2 separate regions of the Homo sapiens genome follow, and region 2 is linked to region 1. Evidence: read pairs that join two places in POLR2A ChIA-PET (ENCODE). Cell type or tissue: GM12878. All regions are shown on one strand. Links, peaks and the distances in the headings refer to the core of each region. The heading gives the core; the rest is flanking DNA. Region 1 overlaps EPS8 (EGFR pathway substrate 8, signaling adaptor). Region 2 overlaps EPS8 (EGFR pathway substrate 8, signaling adaptor).

The links. Peaks named below come from ENCODE experiments on the same cell type or tissue, not always from the same donor. Only the 100,000 strongest peaks of a DNase experiment are listed, where the experiment ranks them.
Region 2: POLR2A ChIA-PET joins it to region 1 with 10 read pairs; 4 of 35 experiments call an interaction of 5 or more read pairs at or near these places.

The regions. Positions count from the first base shown.
Region 1 is chr12:15,697,225-15,705,567 of GRCh38, forward strand. All of the region lies in intron 1 of EPS8 (EGFR pathway substrate 8, signaling adaptor), which reads right to left. Among named protein-coding and RNA genes, the nearest start is that of EPS8, 88 kb to the right of the region's middle. In GM12878, for the core only: no CTCF peak of the experiment used is centred there; DNase peaks (open chromatin) are centred at 3,497 and 4,155.
Region 2 is chr12:15,765,275-15,773,617 of GRCh38, forward strand. The region is part of intron 1 of EPS8 (EGFR pathway substrate 8, signaling adaptor); the gene reads right to left. Among named protein-coding and RNA genes, the nearest start is that of EPS8, 20 kb to the right of the region's middle. In GM12878, for the core only: a CTCF peak has its summit at 7,320 (motif pointing right); DNase peaks (open chromatin) are centred at 6,217 and 6,807.

The DNA of each region.
Region 1 (8,343 bases), core at 308-8,307:
CCCAAATTAACTCCAGCTCTTGATTAAATAAACTGGATATCACTTACATGGCATAACTGCTGTCCCCCATTCTAAGCCAAATGGTGGTACAAAATCAGGGCATGAAGGAAAACTAAACTATTACAAACTGCCAATAGCAGTGACAGCAGGAAGAGGAAGAGGCAGAACAGCAGCAGCAGCGGCAATGGCTCACATCTAGAAAACACGGCATAGCAGGCACTGCTTTACATGTGTCATTTTCTTTTAATTGTCACAACTGCCTCATGAAGTAGGAACAATTACCATTCCCACTTTACAGATGAATAAGCTAGGTACAGAGTTTAATAACATGTTCACTGTCAAAGAGGTAATTAATAGTAGATGTGGGATAAAATTCAACCACTTTGCCACATAGAGGAAAATAATGGCTAGAGTTTTTTACCCAAAAATCACATGCTCACATGACCTCTAAAAAGAACTACATGGATTTTTTTCTTCTTTTGCCAAAAATTACAGATGATAGTCCTACATCTGTATAAAAAAGAACTGATAATCTAGCTTTACTGATAAGTAAGAAAAAAAGGGAACTGGATTCTGAAAGTTTAGGGAGTCCAAGCAGTAGATGATCAGGATTATTAGAAATAGGATCAATATAAAGGCCAAGATAGTACCAGAATAAAGACAATGGACACTAAAGTGACAAAAGAATCACCAAATTCCAAAAGAGCATGGCATCACCTTGACTTTGTTCCATGAAGTTCATGTCTATTACAGAAATTTCTCTATGGGAACATATTTCCAGTTGTATAAAAGCTATCAATAAAACTAGAATTGACACTCTTATATCCAACTTTGAGGCAACATATGTTTTACAAAGCATGGGGACATATGAATGATTATGAAAGAAATATGTATTTTAAAAGGCTTTCTGAAACTGTTTAATAAAGGAAAAATGGAAAAACTCTACAATTTTCTAAAATATTTTATAAAAAATTATGCCTGTGAATATTTTATTACTTGGCCAAATGGAGATGTTTATCTCAAATCTTCTTATAAGAAAAGACAGAATAAAACAATGTTCTAAAAGTAATTTTAAAATCTTACTAATAAATATTTTAACCAAGTAAGTTAAAACAGAAAAAATTCAGCAGCTCTAGCTTCTAACGAGAACTACTCAAGGAAAAGAACAAGCAGTGTCAACTAGACTCCCCAACCCCCGCTCTTTAAGTTAACCTCATCCACACAGTAAACAGACATCTCTCTCCTCCAGCCTCTCCATCTTGACCTCTCTTATTGCCAGCCAACTTCCTTATTTTCCTCAAATGGAGTGGAAAAATAAATCTTCATCCTCTTTAAAAAAAAAAAAAAAATTTAGCTGCTAAGAAGCCCCAGGAATAGCACGTACCGGCACATAGTAGCACATTCAAACTATTTAGCTGGGGAAAACATGATGACTTTCCCTGCCCTCCTAAGAACTGAGCTGTTCAATTCCAGATCCTAACAAAGAAATTTTTCCAGGATGCCAGTTTGAAATTTAGGAGATAGGAGATTCAGTGTTTACAAGAATGGTGTTTAATCTCAACTGCCTCTGTTGAAACCTCAGGCAAGGTCAGTTTTGCCAAGAGCCACATGACTGCTTCCCCATTATGAAGGAAATAGAATAAAACAATGTAGCATATTCTTGTAATTGTTGTATATGTCAAGAATGAAAATCAAAGATTCCAACTAATCAAGGCCCAGATGCTTCAGATTTGAAAAAATGTAAATGACCATCAATCTACTAATATAAATGGGCAAAGGACAGATGATCCACAGCATGGCTCACCACAACCTACAAATGATCCCTCCACCGATGTGACTGCCCCTGCAAACCTTACAGAAAACTGCTCCCCAAGAGGAGGAGAGCAAGCTTACCCACAAGGCAGTTTCCTAGAGTCCAAAGACCTATTCCTAAAAGAAAATAATACTTCTGTTCAGAAGAAAAATACCTTTGAGTTGCTTTTTCACAGCTATTGGAAATAATAAAAACTTACTGAGTATGTCCCAGAGCTTTTATTGTGGTATTTTGCCATAGTGAAAAGAAAATAGTATGAAGATGAGCAGCCCTAAGTGTAAATCCTGACTAACATCTCTCTGTGACCTTAGACAAGTCATTATCCTATCTCAGCTTCGGTTTACTCACCTGTAAAATGAGAATGATTGTTATGAGGATTATATGCAAAAGCACACACAGATCATTTGACATCTATATCTCTCAGTTCCTTTATTTTCCTGCAGGATCATATATTTAAGAGAAATAGAGAAGTTTTCTTTAAATACTAGTTATAAAATGAAATTCACTAAAAACCAGTTGTATTCAACCAATTACAACTCAAGAGAAATATATGACAATTAAACAATGTTACCAACTATGTAGTCACACATACAACTTTAGTGTACCATTCGAGGCTCGACCATAATTTTGGCTTACATAATTTTTCCAGTAATCCATATTCTCTCAAATACTCCTACATATAAACCCTCATTCCCACCACTGTCCTGAGCATATCTTGACTGACCCAACTTTAAGTGTCTATTCTTACCCTAAATGCCCTTTCCACTACTTTATACTTCCCATCTAGCAATTTCTCAATTCCTCAATTCCCACCCCTTTTTAAAAGTCTTCCCTTAGGCCAGGTGCGGTGGCTCACGCCTGTAATGCCAGCACTTTGGGAGGCTAAAGTGGGCAGATCATGAGGTCAGGAGTTCAAGACCAGCCTGGCCAACATGGTGAAACCCCATCTCTACTAAAAACACAAACATTAGCCGGACGTGGTGCTACACAACGTGTAGTCGTAGCTACTCTGGAGGCTGAGGCACAAGAATTGTTTGAACACAGGAGGCGGAAGTTGCAGTGAGCTGAGATCATGCCTCTGCACTGCAGCCTGGGGGACAGAATGAGACTCCATCTCAAAAACAACAACAACAAAAAAAGAAACTCTTCCCTAACCAACTCAACGTTAACAATATCTAGTCAATTGGCAATTATTTATCATGTTTAATGTTTTTTAATGTGGTTATGAAGAACCACTCTAACGTATTCTTTTCTATCTTCTAAACAATTCTGAGGTGTGGCAAACTAGTACAGTCTTTTGCAAAATAATCCCTGAACTGAAATTGTGCTATAAAGAGTTATATGTGTGGGCTAAAAGAGAAGTCATAGAATTCTAATGATTAAAGTGTATATTATCACCAATATAAATTCCTCTAAAATTTACATAACTGGTCACCTGACTCCACTCCTTTCTGAAGCAAAATTGGTGTGAAAACAGAAACTAATTTAGAAGTATAGAATTAAATTGAAAATTTAAAAAGAAATTTATTCCACAGAATTTCTACAGTCACAATTAGATAAAAGAGCCTCAATGCCAACTGAGCAGAAAAACCAATGAAGGCACTGCTCTTAGTGTAGCCATGTATCAATGATGATTTTAACATGTGAAAAGCAGAACTTTTGGTAAAAGCATGCCTATTTATATCAAGGAGGTTCAAAACTGACTCAGAGGAAAAAGTACTATGCTCTGACTCACCAAGACCACTTCCTGAAACACCCAATGTTTTTCTTGGAAGGAAGTCCATACAAGTGCCATTTCTTTCAAACACTGATTAGACAAAATTGAAGTCTATCACAAAATAGACAAAGGACATATATTTTCTAAACCCAGCCAGGTTTCAAAGTAAAGAACATTTTCATAAACATACGGTCAGGAGAAAGGAGACTTTAAAAATAGTCAAAAATTGGTAATGTAAGGTATATTATAAAGAATAAACTACTACCTACCTGTGTCCATCTTTATACCATAGTCTCTTAATGATAAACAACCTTATGACTTCAATCTGCTAAATTAACTAATATCTTTGGCTTCAAAATAGTCACTTTTTTAAAAGGTAATTCTTTTCTCTCTCTGAATCAACTGTGTCACCAATATTTAATAATAATTTACAAAAACAATAACACTTATTAAATCCATATATGTGTCAAACGTTGTTGTAAGTTCTTTGCATGCATTAATTCAATTGATAAGCATAACTCTAAAAGGCAGGTACTACTTTTATCTCTAGTTTACAGATGAGGAAACTGGGGCACAGAAGTGCCTTGCTCAGTATCACAGTTAGTACATGGTAAAGCCTCAGACACAGGCAGACCAACACAAAAGCCCAAACTCAGTTTCTATGCTATGTCTGTATGTGTGACTCATCCCCCTTTAGAATACTTGATAGTAACTTAAACACACTTAAGCATACACACACACACAATTACACATATACAGATATGTATTAACATTTCACATCTACATAATCCATGCCTGGATTCAGGTATGTCCTTCTCATCCATTAGTTTAAAATTTTTAATGTAACTAATTATATCAATAGGACTTTAGTACAAATAATACCAAGTCTTCAATCTGAAAGAACAACTACTTGGATAAGCTTTGAAACATTACACTGTCCAGATACATTTATGTCAATCTCACTTGTTTTTTAGTTTCGAAACATTGGAAATATCTCACAGACCTATAAAAACACCAAAATGATACTGCCCTGGACACGGCCCTTAGGGGAAGAAAAATAACATAACATTTCCTTCTTCAAAATAACAAGCAATTAAATGGGATCTTGCTGTTTGTTTCCTCTTGAGTAATCTAGACTAAAAAGAGTTCAAACATCTGACTCTTACAATATTTTGCTTTCAGTAGAAAGACATCCTTTTAGATGTCAAGTCAGCTAATAAGTATTCACTCATATTTATAACTGGTTCATGGAAACTAGTTTAAATATTAAATGACTACACATGTGAAAAAGAAATTCTTAAGTAGTTTGTGAGTCAGGCTAAGCACCATGAGATAAACCACATTTCTCTGCCGTGCAGATTATTAGGAGGCAGTATAAGAAGAACAAATTTATTCCAAAAGGGCAAAGTGCTTAGAGCAGCAGCCTAAGGAAACAGAATATATTCCCCCTGTTAACACCACTCTGGAGATGCTAAAGATTCAGAGGTGCTCTTGGAAGCCTGCCTGTCCAGTGTGATTTTAGGGTTGAGAGAGTATCATCCTATTTCCTTAAAATCTATCGTTTACACAGGCGACAAGGTGAATAAAATTCTAGCACTGGAAATTAATTCATTCTTTTGAGTTAAGCATTTTCATCCATAGGAAGCACTTTTAAACTACAAACACTTCTGGGAGTAATAATGTATTATGTCATTAACATTTAAGTGTGGATTATGAGATACTTTCTCCTAGGATAAGAGGACTCTGGGGTAATGTATGAATGTCTATGAGATCAGTGTCTGGAAATCTTCATAGAGCAGCAGCAAACTACTGAAGAAAAAAAATGCATGCTTAATGTTTTTACCTATCTCTAAAACATATATCCAGTATATTAAATATGAAGAAAAAAATTGCATGCCTAATATTTTTACCTATATCCAAAACACATATCCAATACAATATATAAATATGAAGAAAAAAATTGCATGCTTAATATTTTACCTATATCCAATACATATATATCCAGTATATTAATAATAGTGAAATTATGAAAGGAATTCTAGCTTATGCACGTAATGGTTATTAAAGGTAAACATTCAATAGAGTGAGCAAAACCACATAATAAGTTCATTCGAGGCTGGGCGCGGTGGCTCAGGCCTTTAATCCCAGCACTTTGGGAGGCCGAGGTGGGTGGATCACAAGGTCAGGAGATTGAGACCATCCTGGCCAACATAGTGAAACCCCATCTCCACTAAAAATACAAAAATTAGCTGGGTGCAGTGGCGTGTGCCTGTAGTCCCAGCTACTCGGGAGGCTGAGCCACAAGAATCGCTTGAACCCAAGAGGTGGAAGTTGCAGTGAGCCAAGATCACGCCACTGCACTCCAGCCTGGTGATGGAGCGAGACTCCGTCTCAAAAAATAAATAAAAATAAAAATAAATAAAGAAAAATAAGTTCATTTGGTATTTTTTGGACATTTATGCCTACAAGGTATTGTGCTTTGCATGATGACATATAATAAACATACTTTCTCTCCTCTGGGAACATTCAGTTCAGCAAGATGGATAGATATACAAACAGATAATTACAATGCATTTTAGTAAATGTTATTACTGTATGAACAATGTACTAGGAAAGTGTCTACCTATGGAAGCTGCTTGTAGGTTTCATATAGGAAGAGACAGTAACATCAGGTCTTGAAAGACAGTGAGGAGTGCACCAGTTGGTACAGGTACAGGTAATTAGAGAACATTCCAGACATATACAAAGGATATGGAAGGACATGAATTTCAGGGAATAGTGAGATATTCAGTGTGGCTGCAATACAGAATATATGAAAAGAAGATGTGATGAAGAAAAGCTTGATGCCAGATTGTGAGGGGCCTTGTAGAGCATATAAAGGAATTTGGACTTAATCTTTTAGGAGATGGTAAGGAGTAACAATCATATTACTAATGTTTAAGAAAATAACTATGCAGGCATTCTGGAAGGCAGACTAGATCAGAGAACGAAGTTGACACTTTCAGGAAGCAAAGTTGATTATTTGAGATAATTGTATCTGTCTCTTTCATTTCTATAGGAATCTTCCCACCTGTATTCTGCTCTATGTATTTGTTTTTTTTTTTTTTTTTTTTTTTGGAAAAACTTAGACTCACCTTTGTTATTCCCCTAATGTCTCCAAACTCCGTAATTATCCAAAGAGAAACCGATATATTAATTTTAAATCTGCCCACCACTTACCTCTAAGGACAGAGACCACACTTCCTAGAATTATTAGTTACACAAGAAATCCAATGAAGCTATCTTCATCCTATTTTAGAAAGTTCATTGTAAAATTCCAAAGACTGTAAGAATAGAGGGTTTTCCTGCTGGGTTTTTTTGTTCGTTCATTTAAAATATCCCTTTAATGGTGTAGTCATTGTGGAAAACAGTATGGCAGCTCCTCAAAAAAATCAAGCATAGAATTACTATATGATCCAGCAGTTCTTCTTCTGGGTGTATACCCAAAAGAACTGAAAGTAGAGACTAGATATTTGTACACCCATGCTCATATCAACATTATTCACGAGAGCCAAAAGGTAGATGCAACCCAAGTGTTGTCCATTCACAGATGAATAAGTAAAATATCATACATCTACATAAGGGAATTATTTATCCTTTAAAAGGAAACAGACATCTCTCATACATACTACAACATGGATGAACCCTGAAGCCATTACACTAAGTAAAATAAGCCAGTCACAAAAGGACAAATACTCTATGATTCTCCTTAAATGAAGAACTTGGAATAGTCAAATTCAAAGACACAGAAAGCATAATGGTGGCTGCCAGGGGCTGTGGAAGGTGGAGAATGGGTAGTTATTGTTTTGGGGCACAGAGATTCCATTCAGGAAGATGAAAAACTCCTAGAGATGGATGGTCATGATGGCTGCACAACAATGTGAATACACTTAATGACAATAAACTATACATTTAAAGATGGTTAAGTTGGTAAATTTAATATCAACTTTATCACAATAATTAGAGAAATCTGAGGAACAAATGAACTACTGAATGTCTGTGAGCCTATCAGGTAAAGCCACCTGGTCTGTAAGGCAAAGACTAGATCTTATTGTAGCTGCCTCTGTTATGGGGATGTACTAGAAGATTAACAATTTCCTTGGCATGCGTGCGCATGCACACACACACACAAAAAACTGTCCTTAAAATCCTGTGTGTATATACACACACACATACATATACATGTGTGTATATTTTTTAAAATTTGAAGTAGGTTAACATTGTATTCTACTTTAATAAAGATCAAGAAACACAATCTCTAATTTACAAAAGCAATAAACTGAACTGCATCTTGAAGGAAAAAAAAGCTCGCTGGTCTAGTTTTATACCAACTCCTATTTTCTGGTCCAGTTCTAACATTATCTGGCAGGCACTTTTGCAAATTCCATTTCTCACTGATTCTTAATTTTTACCTTAGTCAAACAGAGTAGGACTCCTTGCTTCACCCCTACACACTGATCTCAGTCTACTGAGGAGATAAAATAAGAAAATGAATACATGACATTACTTTTAAAATATTCAATGATTTGTAATAGATATATTGTTTCATGAACACATGTGAAATCACTCAAAAAATTTTCAGTGTCTATTTTTCACTTTTTAATTGAGCTTTTAAACAATCTAATATGCATATAAGTTTGGGTAAAACATTCATTCAACAAAATAACACCCACTAGTACTCCAAGGGGTTTAAAAAAAATCTGTTCAATAAGGTGATTTCAACAAATTTTAACGGCAATTGGAGAAGAAAACATTTAGATCTTGTTTTCATAAT
Region 2 (8,343 bases), core at 111-8,110, 68 kb after region 1:
GAATACAATAAACTGTAGACTACAAGTAAAAGTCTCATGTATAAATACTACCAAGGGTCATGGGTGCACAATTCCATACTTGTATTTCTACCCATATCAACTGGTGACTTTTACATGCTACTCCAACAGATCTTACAGCAATCAGATGTTAAAGAGTTTGAAAAATAGTCCCTTGCTGAGGGCAAAAATAAATAAATACAGGAAAAAAACAATAACAGATGCACCCAGAAAGAGAGAAGAAAGGATCAAGAAACTGTACCCTTCAGTAGCTTTCAGTAAGAAAAAAAAATTGTTTTAATTATTAAAAGAAAATGAGATACTGAAATTATTGGGGGTAGAGAAGAACTAAATAAAAAATGGCCAACAGAAACTGGAGAGAGATTTCTTCAGAAAAGTAAACTGTAGTAAATTAGTGTTACAAAGAAGTGATTTTCAAAATGTCTGCAGGGAGTTAAAGGAATTACAAAAGTCTTGTAAAAGGCAACAGTATTTTGGTTTTTGACACATATCTACTTTTGGAGAAAAGTGGTTTTTTTTTTTTGGTTTTTTTTTTTTTTGAGACGGAGTCTTGCTCTGTCGCCCAGGCTGGAGTACAGTGGCGCAATCTCGGCTCACTGCAACCTCTGCCTCCCAGGTTCAAGCGATTCTCCTGCCTCAGCCTCCTGAGTAGCTGGGATTACAGGCGCGTGCCACCATACCCAGCTAATGTTTTTGTATTTTTAGTAGAGACAGGGTTTCACCATGTTGGTCAGGCTGGTCTCAAACTCCTGACCTGATGATCCGCCTGCCTCGGCCTCCCAAAGTGCTGGGATTATAGGCGTGAGCCACCTGCAACCGGCCTAAAAGTTTTAACAGAGAAAAAAAATACTCTTCAGCAGTTTGTTTTAGTGTTTAAAAAAAGAAAGAAAGAAAGGAAGTTTTGGCCTGGCGCAGTGGCTCACACCTGTAATCCCAGCACTCTGGGAGGTCGAGGCGGGTGGATCACCTGAGGTCAGGAGTTTCAGACCATCCTGGCCAACATGGTGAAACCCCGTCTCTACTAAAAAATACAAAAAAATACAAATAAAAAATAGCTGGGCCTGGTGGTGGGCACCTGTAGTCCCAGCTACTTGGGAGGCTAAGGCAGGAGAATCACTTGAACCCAGGAGGCGAAGGTTGCAGTGAGCCGAGCCGAGATTGCGCCACTGCACTCCAGCCTGGTGACAGAGCGAGACTCCATCTCAAAAAAAAAAAAAAATACAAAATATTAGCTGGACATTGGGAGCTAATGTGGGGCTCCTGTAATCCCAGCTACTTGGGAGGCTGAGGCAGGAGAATTGCCTGAACCCAGGAGGCAGAGGTTGCAGTGAGCAGAGATCGTGCCATTGCACTCCAGCCTGGGCAACAAGAGTGAAACTCTGTCTCCAAAAAAAAAAAAAAGGAAAGTTTTAAGAAAAAAAGAATATAATAATGACCATGAAACCCTTATCCGAGTTAAAGCTAAATGAAATTGATTTTCATCCAGGCTTAAGCATATAAAGTAAGACTCTATGGGGTCATTCAAACATATGTCTAACTCGATTCTTTGAAATAAGCCAAAATCACTCAGTCATTACTACCAAAAGGAATTAGTCTAAATTCTATAAGTATCCATAACTACATTTGCTCTATCTTTAAACAGCAGGTCTCACATTTTAAGATTCTCAGATTTATGCTTTTCACAAATTCCACAAGCCAGTCAAATAGCCATCTCTGATGTTTAAATATATATATATGATGACAATGATGATGGTGGTGGTGAGAATGATGATGGAGACAAATAATGACAGCAACTAACAATGTGTGTGGGCCTGGCAAATAGCACCTAAGAACAAGAGATTGCATGACTACTTCTAATATTCTACTCAAAAAATAACTGTATGGTGAAGGAAATCTAAATAATATTGTTCAAAATATATCAATGTTAATAAGAAGTTTACAAATTGGAAGGTAAATTAAATATGGACAGAACAACAGAGTTCATCCCTACCATTTTCACAAATTATTTCTACAGAAGCAGACTAGTTCTACTAAGGTCTAGTAACTACTGTTCACCAGTGGAATTTTATGCAGAAAAATGTTTCTGCTATGAAATGTTTTATCTTGACGCTTTCTATTCTAAAGCCACAACAGGTTGCACACAGAAAAAAGCCGTTAAATGACACAGTGGCATAAAATGAAACCCTCCTCTAGGAACACCCTACTGAATGGAACACAGGAAGTTGACAGTATCAGGTCAGTCTTAGGCCATAAAGAAGTACTTTATTATCCTCATTGTTACTCTATTTTCCAAAACAGTGAACTAAATGCCCTATTTTTCCAATACATTAAAAAAGGCTTATATTCACCCACCTCTCTCAACACTAAATATTTGTTTCAAACTGAGATATGTCTTCTTCTCTGCTAAACATGGTTGTTAGAATAAGGAAATTGAAATGGTTGGTGGCAACAGCTCTCCTTCCAGGAATACCTGTCAAAATACTCATTTGTCAGTTTTAAGCTGTCTGGAAATCTGTTTTCCCAACAGGATTTTGCAAAGCAAAAACATTTCAAGTGGAAAAATATATTACAAAGTTGTCTTTCCCCAGAGAATAAAATAGATATTTTTGGTTGTTATTTTACAAATAAAGTTTTCCATTCAATTTAGAATAATGTAAAGAAATGTTAAGTATTACCTTAGAAACTGGAATTATGCTTTTCTTCCATTGCAGTTAAGAATTAACCTAAGTAAAAACCAAAGACTTACAGAATATTAGAGTTGGAAGAAATCTGGGAGATATCCAATTTTTAAAAAAACTGTTCTGGCTTATACAGTTAACTATTGAATAATAATAAAAGGAGGGAAATGAGATTTAAGAATTTTAAGGCTGGGCACGGTGGCTCACGTTTGTAATCCCAGCACTTTGGGAGGCCAAGGCGGGTGGATCACGAGGTCAGGAGTTCAAGACCAGCCTGGCCGATATGGTGAAACCCTTTCTCTACTAAAAATACAAAAATTAGCCGGGCGTGGTGGCGGGCACCTGTAATCCCAGCTACTCGAGAGGCTGAGGCAGGAGAGTCACTTGAAACCAAGAGGCAGAGGTTGCAGTGAGCTGAGATTACGCCACTGCACTCTAGCCTGCAAGAGACTCCATCTCAAAAAAAAAAAAAAAAAAAAAAAAAAGAATTTTAAGAGCAGAGGTAGTGAGATAAGTTCCCCAACAAATTACCCTAAGTTGGGTGTGTAGTATTTACTAAATATTAATTAATAAGAACATCACTTGAGGAGTTGGGTTCTTGATACATTAAGTCACGGAATTTTCAGAAGCCAGTTTTTTTGAAGGGAGAAAATAGGAGCTTTTTCAATATTACTCTCAAGCAAAATAATCTCCCTCCAACATAGTAGTGATTCGGCAATCCACACAAATCTACACAGGGAAAAACTTTTTTTCCTATCCCAAATAGGTGGATGGCTAACATTAAACAATATTGACATATATGAAGTCATCTTAAGATTAATATCAAGGAAAACATGATACAATACTAAGAAAAGACAAAAGCAGAGGTCTGGCACTCTGCAGATTCTCCAGGTTTACACACCTTTTGATTCAAAAAGAACCAAAACCATTTCTTATATATTATTTTAATCAGACTATACTTTCAACATTTTACAGATGAAATTATAATCACCTGAGCTTTTAAAAAATAAAAATTAGGCACAAATACACTTATTCATAATTGCGCTGGCAAACAGTTCTTATCAGATATTTAAATCTTTGTGAACAGACAGCCCCCTTCTTTTCCCATATGCCCCCAAGTCAAGCCTCATCTCTCTCCCTGTCACCCATAAAATCTCACTTTATGTTCCATTAACCAGGATCACATGAACTAACCTGAAAGAAAAAAACAGGAGTTCTCTGTCTATAGAATAATGTTGGCAAAATAAATTGACATATGCTTAACAAAAAGCACACAAAAAATAAGAGATACAATCAGGCAAATATTATATGTCATTCTTTCATTATTAACATAAAATTGTAACTCTACTTTTGCCAATTTTATCAAGACTCTCAAAATAAATGCCACACTTGATATATACATACAACAAGAATAAGAAAAAATAAATGAAAAATGCATTTTCAAGGATATATTAAAGAAAATCACTCAGAGTTTTATGAAAAATAAGCAAACTAGCATTACAGTTATTACTCAACTTTGGAAAAATTACACAAATATAAGACGCTCTTGTTGGCAAATATTAAGAAAAAACATTTTCACAGAAATATCTTGAGTATATCTGGAAAGCAAAACATTTAAGATGTTAAGATATAAGATGTATTTATGATTTAAAATAATCTCTATATAATTATTCTGCACATCACGAGAATATTCAAGACTCTATTGAATTTCTCCCCAAACAATGAACATCTCTATATAGTAACTCTATTTTCAGTCTTTTGTCTAACACTAGCATTCACGAGAATCTGATCACAGAGCAAAATAAATTGGACACAGTACAAAAATTTCCTGAACTTTCTGACCAAAGTCATGTTTTATTATTTCTCAGATGTATTCTGCAGTTATGCTGATTTTATTCTTAGCAGTTGAATAATACCCAAAATAGTTCCAGTGCCACAATTATTTGTAATTTTCATGTTTTTTTAATTAGGTTTTTTTTTTTCTTTTTTGAGACTAGGGTCTCGCTCTTTCACCCATGCTGCAGTGTAGTGGCATGATCTTGGCTCATTGCAGCCTCAAACTCCCAGGCTCAAGTAATCCTCTCATATCAGCCTCTCAAGTAGCTGGGACTACAGGCACATGCCACCATGGCTAATTTCTGTATTTTTTGTAGAGATAGGGTTTTGTCATGTTGCCCACATTGGTCTCAAACTCCTGGACTCAAGTGATCCACCCACCCATGACTTAAGGATCACTTGAGCCTAGGAGCTCGAGGCTGCAGTGAGCTATGATCACACCACTGCACTCCAGCCTGCATGACAGAGCGAGACCCTGTCTCAAAAAAAAAAAAAAAAGAAGAAGAAGGGAAAGGGAAAAAGAAAGGAAGGGAAAAAATAACATTATTCATACTATTAAAAATATTTATAATTACAGTAGGATTTGGTAAAAACAATGTGCTAAAGCGTGTTTTTGTAGGCCCTTTTGGGTTTAGTTCATGAAATATCAAAAAGCTCTCACTGTCTTACTCATAATACAAAAATCTTGAAAATTGTGCTCTAATGAGGGGAAAGGATAGAAAAGAGTCAGACTGAAAAAATATCATCTTTGTTGGCTTTTTATTCTAAGAGCTCAGTTTTTTGTGGAAAAAGTTATAATACTTTAAAACAATGGTTTACTTATTAAATCTGTGAGATGTTAAAGAGCATAATCATAGCCCACATTTAAAAGAATGGGAACCTGAAAAACAGGCATGTTTGCCAGAAGGGTTTATCCTAAATAACAGAGTACATTCTGATTGTCACCATGATTAAGCTTTTTCAGAATATTTCAATTTAGGCTCAGTAAAAACTGTGGTCAGTATTTTTTTCCTTTTCATATTGAGAGTTGGGATGTTACTGGCACAAATCTCATGATGAAAGATGCAAGAAAAAATTCATTTATTTCATCATTTAACCAATACACATTGAGCGTCTATCACACAAAAGCACCACTCCAGGCTTTAAGGCCTGTCCAAAAGTAAAAATCAGATATGGAGCCTACCTTAGAGGAGCTTGATACCTGGTATCAGGTAACACACATGTATATAAATTACAGTTCACGAAAGAAAATAAGTGCCTAGGCGATCCTGAGAAAAAAAATATTAAGTGGGAGAGGTACCAAAGAAGGTAGATTATTCTACAATGGCAGATAAAGTAGACCTTAACTGATGGATTCGATTTGTATATAGAGATAAATTAAAAAGTTATTCCAAATATAGACAAGAGGGACACTGAAGCACAGACTGGGAAAACTGAAGTATACAGATGAAAGTGTATAGTACCTCACTTTGGCTAATGAGTAATTTATAGGAAAGCGGGTAGTGAGGCTAAAATTAAAGAAAGTCACCAGGTTGTGAAAAGCCTGAAAAGGAAACCTTTGTTAGCAGTTTTTAAAGCAATGGACTGACATCATCTGAACTCAGCTTTAGCAAGACTGATCTGAAAGTAGTAATTAACATGAATTGAAGTAGGACAGAGGCAGATACAGAGACATTCAGGAGGGAATAGCTTAAGAAAATGGTCATATAGCCTTGAAACAGTGAAAAACTGAACAGAAGGGGCAAAGGCGAGGGTTAACTTTAATGTGAAAGCAGCAAAATCTGGCAATCAGTTGCATATGGCAGGTAAAGGAGAAGGGGGGTCATGGATGTGTTCTTCTAATGGGCTAGAAATTCTCCGTAGGATTGCACTGCACTCCAGCCTGGGTAACAGAACAAGACTGTCTCTTAAAAAAAAAAAGAAAAGAAAAAGAAAAGAAATTCTTCCTAGAACTGAACTATTTTTGTGGCTAACTCATTACAAAGAATTCTTTGTGGCAGTATTGAGAGCTAATTTCAATACAAAAGAAAGGGGAAGGCCGGGGGCGGTGGCTCATGCCTGTAATCACAGCACTTTGGGAGGCCGAGGTGGGTGGATCACGAGGTCAGGAGATCGAGACCATCCTGGCTAATGCGGTGAAACCCCGTCTCTACTAAAAATACAAAAAATTAGCAGGGCATAGTGGCGGGCGCCCGTAGTCTTCATTTGTACCACCCTAATGAGCATATGGGGAACCACTGAAGAGTTTTAAGCAAGGTAGTTAACATGATTAGCAGTGAGAGACGGAAGAGGAGAGTGCTCTATCAGCCATTTGCTGACTCAAAAAGATTTAATGACTGTTGACATATAGGTGGGGCAGAAAGGTGGGTAAGAAAAAGAGTCCAGGAAAAATTCAGATTTCTAAGGTTGTCATTTGGATAAAAGTCACTCCAAGTAGAGAGACAGAAAGAGATGAGGGGGCCAGAGTAAAAGCAAGAAATTAATTTTGGGAAATGTGAAGTCTGAGGGGCCTGTGTGATATTCAGCTTCAGTCATAAATAGAGTTAGAGTTCCCAAGAAAGGCATCACCTGAAGAACTGAGAGTAACTGTTCTAAACGAAACACTGAGGTTCCCTAGAAAGAGAATGAAACTTAGGCTGTAACATGAAATGAGATGAAGGCTAAGAAAATAATTCCAGAAAATCCAGAAACTTTTCAACTTGTGAGTGTTCTGAGAATACACAAAACCATGAACTGAGGCACAAAATAAATAAATAAATAAATAAAGCATTGGCTCTCACTGCTGCCAACAGATGGTGCTAGAACTTACTTGAGAGTTTCACTTAGGAAGAATTTTGGATACCTATTCCATCCCAAGTAGCAGAGCTTCTGAATCAACATCTAAGTGTAGATGGGTAACAAAGCAGAGGTAGATGTTAACCAGGAAAGAACAGCACCACCACAGGAGCCAAAGGAAGAGAATATTCTTTTTATTTAAAAGAAGGCAAAAATCATTACAAACATACATTCATTCAGCAAATAGACGGGTCTACAAAGTACCAGAAACCCTAAATGGTAAAAATTCATAGTGAACGAGACACAGTTTATGTCCTCAAAGAGTTTACAGGTAAATGCTACAGCAAAATCAAGTAAAAACTAAACATTTTCCTTTTGGTTTAGCTTTTAGAAGATGGCAGATGACCTACAGACATAAGCTCAGCATCAGACCACAGTGGGCTCGCTGATGTAGGAGAAGTGAAGAGGAAACCATAGACATTAAGCTTCTCTTCAAGAATCTTAGGTGGAAACAAGACAGAAATAAGGCAGCAGCAAAAGGATGTTAAGAGACTATGTTCCATATATGCAGAATACCTCACCAAGACACACCTGAACTCCAAGAGCTTACTATATACACACTTGGACATAGGTACATATAAGAGAGAGAAGAATCACATTTTAAACTGACTCCATAATACATTTTGCAATAGAGGCCTGAATTATTAAAATTACATTCTAATGTTATTAATTGTGATTATTAATGGTTCTTTTACTATGCTCTGGTTTAAGTCAAGTTGAAAATTAGAAGGCAATCATGAAGCCACAAAATTTCAATCATCCTCAGAAGAAGGAGGAAATGAATGGGGATACCCTGGTATTAAACATATGCACAGGACCAAATTATGTGTTAAAGGGAGATAGATACATGAAATATTTTAGAACTGTGTTTATCAGCCCCTTCAAGAGACTATGGAGAGAGATTTAAGAAAAAAAAAAAGCATTGGGGATAAGAAGAGAGACATGATGCAGCAGAAGCAAGTAAGTATTCTAAGTA